2 separate regions of the Homo sapiens genome follow, and region 1 is linked to region 2. Evidence: chromatin contacts called from ENCODE Hi-C data. All regions are on one chromosome and are shown on one strand. Each heading gives the region's core, a stretch centred on a gene start or an enhancer-like site at or near the end of the contact. The rest is flanking DNA. Distances are from core to core; before and after follow the strand shown.

The links. Hi-C counts contacts between places; a loop is a spot of excess contacts on that map. Pooled maps may share reads with other maps.
Region 1: a pooled map shows a loop between it and region 2 (2.7-fold over the local background). The contact joins two enhancer-like sites. A Hi-C loop is called at or near these places in 3 of 168 maps with a recorded cell type or tissue (CD4-positive, alpha-beta memory T cell and naive thymus-derived CD4-positive, alpha-beta T cell), 9 of 37 single-sample maps with no recorded cell type and 17 of 50 pooled maps.

The regions. Positions count from the first base shown.
Region 1 is chrX:15,748,667-15,752,344 of GRCh38, reverse strand. CA5B (carbonic anhydrase 5B) reads right to left here. Exons shown (of 8, transcript NM_007220.4): 2 at 2,180-2,374. The coding sequence starts at 2,321. CA5BP1-CA5B (CA5BP1-CA5B readthrough) reads right to left here. Exons shown (of 12, transcript NR_160544.1): 5 at 2,180-2,374. Among named protein-coding and RNA genes, the nearest start is that of CA5B, 12 kb to the right of the region's middle. Within about 2 kb of position 1,369, at least 20 of the 41 ENCODE cell types and tissues checked have a DNase peak (open chromatin) inside an H3K27ac peak, as active enhancers do.
Region 2 is chrX:16,118,037-16,122,054 of GRCh38, reverse strand. No RefSeq gene overlaps it. Among named protein-coding and RNA genes, the nearest start is that of GRPR, 3.5 kb to the left of the region's middle. RefSeq lists an enhancer at 2,107-2,246. Within about 2 kb of position 2,239, at least 3 of the 41 ENCODE cell types and tissues checked have a DNase peak (open chromatin) inside an H3K27ac peak, as active enhancers do.

The DNA.
Region 1 (3,678 bases), core at 120-2,619, 370 kb after region 2:
TGATTTTCTTCTTTGTCTTGTAATGTTATGCCAAAGTCAGCTTGGAAAGTAAATCACGATATATAGGGTTGAATAAAACCCATCTGGTGAGAATTTATGATTTGTGGGGCATGACTCCCCAGACCCCTTAGATAGGAATTTGGGCAAGATAAAAAAAAAATCAGAGTTTCGTCCTCACAATGTATACCTTACATGTATTGATTTATGTCTTGCGTGTAACTTCTGTCTCCCTAAACCATGCTGTAACCCAACCACCTTGGGCATGTGTTCTCAGGACCTCTTGAGGCTGTATCATGGGCCACAGTCACTCATATTTGGCTCAGAATGAACCTCTTCAAATATTTTAGAATTTGGCTTTTTTCATTAACACGTTATCTTTTCAAACCCTCAAGAATCTGGGGTCATTCTTGGTCACAAGTGTACATTGGCCTTCTGTTGGGGTATTGAGCTGTCAGAAACAATGAGAATTGTCTTTACAATTGAGCAGACGAGGGTCCAGAACATAGAAACAGGACCGGCTCGAAGGCCCAGAGCAGCAAAGACCACAATATTATTCTTGGGGCAAACAGGTTGGAACAGTATAATATGCTACAAACAAAATCAAATGGTGACTGTCCCCTGTTTTTCCTAGTAACTTAGAAACAAGAACATGTCATCTGTTGTGGGAAATTCACTAAGTAAAACTGCCCCTCCCGAAGCCACTACTGTTTGTTTTTTTTTGTCAGCACTAAAAGCAGCAAACTATCCTAACTACATACGTATACCGGATTTGGATGTTTAATTTCAACTGTCAAAAAAAAAAAAAGCAAAACTATTAATACTTTCCAATATAAACCATAGACCACAAAGTGCCAGTGTTCAGAATAAGCCAGTCTCAGTAGGATGTGGCATGTTTGTAGGAAACCACACCTAGCAACCAGAAATTTATTATGCCTCTGGTCCGTTTATTTGAAAAAGAACACAGTCAATGTTGAAGGAAACAAAATAAACTTACAGTGAAAATATATTTGTAGAGCAGTTTCAAGCCCTTGGATGTAGCTAGATTAGCATTACTAATTTACAAGCATTCCATTCTTACTCAGTCTTTTTATTATGTGCATATGGGGTCAAAGAAAATAAACACTAAAGGGGAGAAACCTAGACCTCAGTGCAGTCCAACATTTGAAAACTCTGTGCCAATGTTTTTTAAATAATGGAAAACATGAAAAATTCCTCCTTAATGATAATACTTAGCCATTTCATCTCTTCATTAACTCAAAGTTATCTGTTCACAAATACACACATTATCCTTTCCCATTCTCTCAACTGCCCTCTCTAGGGCAGTCACGCAGAGCATGTTTGGCAATGTCTGCAGACAGTTTTGGTTGTTATAGCTTCATGAGGGTGCTACTAGCAACTAGTAGGCAGAGGCCAGGAATGCTGCTAAAGACCCTCCAGGGCACAGGACAACCCCCTACAACACACAATGATCCATCCTCAATGTCCATCATGCCGCAGTGGAGAATCCCTGCCACATCCGGACATGGGCAATGCCTTGTATTTCCAGGAGGGGAACGAGATGAGAGAGGTGTGAGGAAGACCATTTCCTGCCTCACTCAATCTTCCATCCTTACAGCAGAGCACACACTTGCAAACTGATCAGCTAGAATTAATTCAGTAATTCCTAACTCAGGACAGAATATTCCAGAACGTTGAAGCTAGTAAACTGTTTACAAACATTTACATGCAACTTCCAGAAACTTAAGGTTCCCAGAAATAATTTGTGGTTTGTGGATCAACCTTTGTTTAAAAGAAAAAAAAAAAGACAATTGCTACCAAGAAATAATAAACAACAGGTTCCAAAATATTAAAAACCGGGATCTGTCTCTTGTCCAGTTTCTGCATGACATCATTTTAACATGCTAAAATTAGTCAAGAAAGAACATTCTACATTTACTTTCATGAATCAACAGAGAAACAGTTATTCTCACAGTTCATAAGGCATATAATCCTACACTGGAAAGCCAAAGACAGCATAGCTACAAATGTTTAACATGTGTGATTATTATAAAGATGAGTATTTTTGCTCTTGCACACTTGCTCCCTCTTTTCTTTTCTCTTTTTTTCTAAGAGATGAGATTTCACTCTGTCACTCAGGCTGGAGCCCTTTTTGTTCTCTTTAAGGAAGTGGTGTACTCACAGGCTCGGTTCCGGGTTTTGTAAGTACAAGTATAGAGGCTGCAGGGCCTCGCTGGCATGAATCTCGGAATCTGGAACTTTCTCCACAGCAATTTGCCTGGAGAGGCTTGAAGAATGACCCTCAGGCTGTTCATCACCACCATCTTTAGCTTGAAATCTTGATCAGTTCCCAGTTAAGTTGCAGGAACTTAATAATCTAGAGGGATGAGGGCAGAGGAGGGAAAGCTGTAAACAACAGAAACTTAAGATGATGGAGAAACCTCTAAGCAGGACAATATTCAGACTAGCAGTACACACCCTGAGGTGGAGGGAGGGAGGGCAGATGAGAGTCAACGGTTTATCCACTCTTGTTCCTCAAACTCATTGGTCCCCTCAGTGGAGGGCAGGGAGGGTCCTGAGGACTGACTCACATGCTTTGCCTTTCCCTCAGGGTTGGCGAATATTAGAAATCCAGAGAAAAGCTTCTCTTTATCCACAAGAATGAAAAACTGTTTACAGTACAGTTTCTTAAAAAAAAAAAAATTGCTCCAGGAAATCCCAATTAATTATCCAGCATGGTATTTACATGTACGAAGAACCCCAACATTAAAGCTCCCTCCAGGCTGACTAAAAACAAACATCTGCATCTAGATTGCATACAAAACAACAACAACAAAAAAACAAAAACAAAAACAAAACAAAAAACCCAAGATACATCCTGCCAAAATAGTCATGGACAGTTTTGAAATCTGAGCTTAAATATAATCTATGACTCTTTGCCAATTTTAGGTGTAACACAATGGCCCTTGAACATGGGAAAACAGACAAAGTTAATCCTGAATTCTCTCTCTACCTTTCACATGGTCACAGTCAAAGTCTCAGAAGATGAAGATGATGCTTTCCAAGGTATTCACTATGGTGTTCTGAAGTTATGGTAATATTAACTTTGAACACTTTCCCCACCACAATACTGCTTCATCCATTTTCCCTGAAAACTATCCCTATTCCATTCTGAAATTTTGAAAAAAAAAAAATCAATTCTTCTTGGTTACACATTCATTCCACTACAGATTTAGAAGTGTTTAGTCTGAGTACTTGAGACACATTCAAACAGATGTTCAGGACATCCTTTGTGCAACCATGACTGTGGTGTGGCTGCAAGGCCATGTGCTCTGGGCCTGCTAAGATCTCGGCCTCACATCCATTTGCACTCCTGCCTGCCCACCAGCTACGTGGGCTTCAGATCTTCCAACTCCTTTCTTTCCCTCCGACCTGTGCAGAGGCTCTTTTTTGTATTTTTCATAGAGATAGGGTTTTACCATGTTGGCCAGGCTGTTCTTGAATCCCTGATCTCAAGTGATCCTCCCACCTCAAGCCTCCCAAAGTGCTGGGATTACAGGTGTGAGCCACTGTGCCCGACCATCCCTGGCTAACTTTATTTTTTTTAGAGATGGGGGTTGGCGGGGGCGGGGGGGGGGGTTCTCACTATATTACCTGGGCTGGTCTCAAACTCCTGGACTC
Region 2 (4,018 bases), core at 990-3,489:
TTAGATGAAATGATTCATGTTAAGATTGCATAGTATTTGGCACATAGTAAGTGCTCAATTAATATTAGCACTTATTATTATTATCATTATTAGATTGAGGGGGAAAGGCTTACTTTGGAAAAGCCCAATGAGTTCAGAAGAGTGATTGACCTCAGATCAATAGGCAAGCACTCATACGAGTGAATTAGCAACTCCTTTATTTACTTGAAAAAAATTTATCAAACATCTACCAGTTGCCAGGCACTGAGCAAGAGGCTGAGAAAAATAGCATGAAGATGTGTACTCTCACAGCTCTTTAGACCCCAACCCCTCTCTGGAGTGAAGCAACTACCTTTTCTCCAGAAAAGACGATATCTTTAAAGGTTAAGTGTTGACAAGGTCTTTTGAATGAAGAAAATCATATGTGCCTAGGATCAAGGCATAAAGGAAAGAGCATGACATTGAGCAGAGGGACATCTATAAATCCAGAGGGTCACCCAGATTGGAAGACAGGGGTGGAAAAAGAACAGCGTGAAATGCAGCTAGAAGCAGGTTTGGGTGAGATTGTGATGGATCTTGTATTCTTGCTAAGAAGTTTGGTCTAAAAGGCATATTTTTGGTTCACAAAGAGAACTTCTGGATGTTGTTTCCCTTTATTTCTTTAGACACCCCTGTGTGCTGAGTCAGCCTCACTACTTAAATCTAATTGGGTGGTTAGTGTTTCTTCCAATGTAAGTTAAGGGGATGCTGATAGATATTGATTTCTCATAGCTGGTGTTAGCATTATGTGTTCCACAGCACTATAGATTCTTCTAATGGTATTTTAGGAGTAAAGGTGCGTTGAGGTTTGACATCTAATATTTTCGGGGATCAAGGATGCTTTAAAAAGCTAATTCGGGCCAGGTGCGGTGGCTCACGCATGTAATCCCAGCACTTTGGGAGGCCGAGGCGGGTGGATCATGAGGTCAGGAGATCGAGACCATCCTGGCTAACACAGTGAAACCCCGTCTGTACTAAAAATACAAAAAATTAACCAAGCGTGGTGATGGGCACCTGTAGTCCCAGCTACTTGGGAGGCTGAGGCAGGAGAATGGCGTGAACCCAGGAGGCAGAGCTTGCAGTGAGCCGAGATCGTGCCACTGCACTCCAGCCTGTGCGACAGAGCAAGACTCCCTCTCAAAAAAAAAAAAAAAAAAAAAAAAGCTAATTCCATAATTTCTATGTCATTTCAACTAATTAACTATAATGACTCTTTCCATCCCTACCATTATGTGTCACCTTCCGGCAGAGCCGGAACACCAAACACCAAACGTATTCAGACATTTGCTTAGCTTTTTATTTACTGGTGAACATGAGATGCCTCTGACATGTGAACATGACATGGAACAAATGTAATATAAAATCTCTGTCCCCAGGGAGTCCAATTTCTGAATAGAATTGGAGTATGACTCAGCATCTTTTCTTATGTGTTGGGACAGGGTTGTCACTTCTGTTTCTATTTCAGTCAATAGAGTCACCTTTTTCATCTTTCCAAAAGACTGGATTTTCTGTGGGGCTCTAACATGAGGTGGGCAACAGTGACTTGATAGAATTTAGGAGAACAGGTAGATTCAATGGGACCACAGAGTGTGGAGACAAAGCCTCTTCCCACTGGCTATGAGCAAGGTCAAAAGGGAAGCTTCTGGAGGGAAAGGCTGAATTTGGCTTCAGGCATATTGAGTTTGCTAGATGAACAAGGGAATGTAAGAAAGCCAATGGAAAATGAGAGGTGAAGTCTGAAAGCATAGAAGTAAATAATTAAGAGGACTGGTTGAGAACTAGAACCCTGAATGCCAAATAGTTTAAATGTACAGTAAAAGAATCACAGAGAATCAAGTGAAGTTAGGCTTTGAGAAGAAGATTATGTGGTAAAAGTCAGTGAAGACTAAGCGTGATTTCAATATTAGATTTGTGACAGCACCACGGAGAAGCTGCTCAAAAGACTGCAGCAACTCTTGCTTGAGAAGAATCAGAGATGTCAAATTTTAGTACTGCAGCAGGAACAAAAGAGGCAGATGACTCTATCCAGATCCTGTAATGCTGGGATCGTTTCAAGTTCCCTTTTCTTTTCTCAACATTCTGTGACTTTTTATGGGGCTTAAAAACTTAGAAGAAAGATGAGAGGAGTCTTCTGGAAGGAAAAAATGAATTGGGTTTCATTTTGAGTCACATGAAACTGCAGAAGTAAATGTAGATGCCAAGAGAAAGCCTAAAGAGGAAGACGAAATTCTCAGACACATCTGAGGCTAGGAGAACACCTGGTGTGGTGGTTAAAATATATTCGCCAGTTCTCAGTACTCTTTGCTTCAAGAGATGTAGATTAATTTAACCCCCACCTCCACCCCTTAAGTGTGAGCTTTACTTAGTGACTTGCTTCTAACAAATAGAATGACACAGCAGGAATAGTGTGTAACTTCCAAGACTAGATGATAAGGGACATTGCAGCTTCCTCTTTGCACTCTCTCCTTGGATCACTTGCTCTGAAGGAAATCAGCAGCCATGTCATGAGGATACTCAAGTGACCTTATGGACAGATCCACATGGGGAGGAACTGAAACCTCCTGTCCAGAGCTATGTGAGTCAGTCATTTTGGAAATGGATCATCCATCCCCAGTCAAGCCTTCACATAACTGCAGCCCCAGCTGACTCTCTGACTGCAGCTTCATGAAAGACCCTGAGCCAGAATCACCCAGCCAAGCCACTGTTAAATTCCTGATCCACAGAGACCATGAGTTAATAAATGTTTGTTGTTTTAACCCATTGTTTTATGGTAATTTGTTATGCACCCACAGGTAACACCTGGTAAGTAGAATGGATGGAGAAGAGGAAGAAAAGAAAACCACCCCAAAGACAAAAGAAAACAGAAGAGGAAGACCAGAAAAGGCAAGTGCTATAAACCTGAGTTAAACCTGGAGTGGTCATACAGGGTGTGAGGGAAGGAAAGTATGGTCAAATCTAGAAAGGTTGTGCACACTGAAATTCATTTGTCATTCTGCAACACCAAAGTTTCTTATCTGGATCAAAATATGTATTTTTAAAATATTGTAAATGAACTGAACTTTCTTGCTCAGCCACCATATACCTGGAAATTAGACCGTTTATATTTCATTTCTGCATCTGCTCAGTGAACTTGGACAAGTAAAATAAATTCAATGAACATTATTTGTTACTGAACTGTTCTGTGCTATGGATTCTCCATTCATAAAGTACAGGAACATTTTCCCCTTGCCTATGCCCCAGGACAACTTGATGCATTAGCACCACCAGGAGCATGGAAGGCAAATGAGAGTGGTACTGTTTCTCTACCCTCAGCCATCTGTTTCTAGCCTTTTCTTCCTCTCCCCTGAGAGGGTTCGATCAGCACAGTCCTAGACTCCCTGAAATACATTCCTATATTATTTCCATCTCTAATAACAGATGTCTGAAAAGAAAACATGTTGCTGGCATGGATTCCTCTTTAAATGTTAGATTTTGAAATGTCTTTCAGTTTATGGAAAAGTCACAAAGACGGTACAAAGAGTTCCTGTATGCCCCTCACGTAGCTTCCTCTATTATTAAAATGTTACAAAATGAAGAAATTAGCATTGATATAACACTATTATCTAAACTACATATTTTATTCAAACTTCACCAGTCTTTCCATTACTGTCATTTTCTGTTCCAGGGTCCAATCCAAGATACTATATTGCATGTAATCAACATGATTCCTTAGCTCCTCCTAGCTGCGACAGTTTCTCAGACTTTCCTGTTTTTCCTGACCTTGATATTTTTGAAGAATATTGGTCAGGTATTTTGTAGAATGTCCCTTCATTGGGGTTTGCCTGGTATATTTTCATGACTTGACTAGGGATATAAATTTGGGGGAGAAAAACCATAAGAGGTAAGGCACCCTTCTCATCACTTCCTATCAGGGAGTATGTATTAGTTGCTACTGTAACAAATTACCCCAAGCTTAGTGGCTTAAAACAAGAAAAATGTATTCTCTTACAACTCTGGAGAC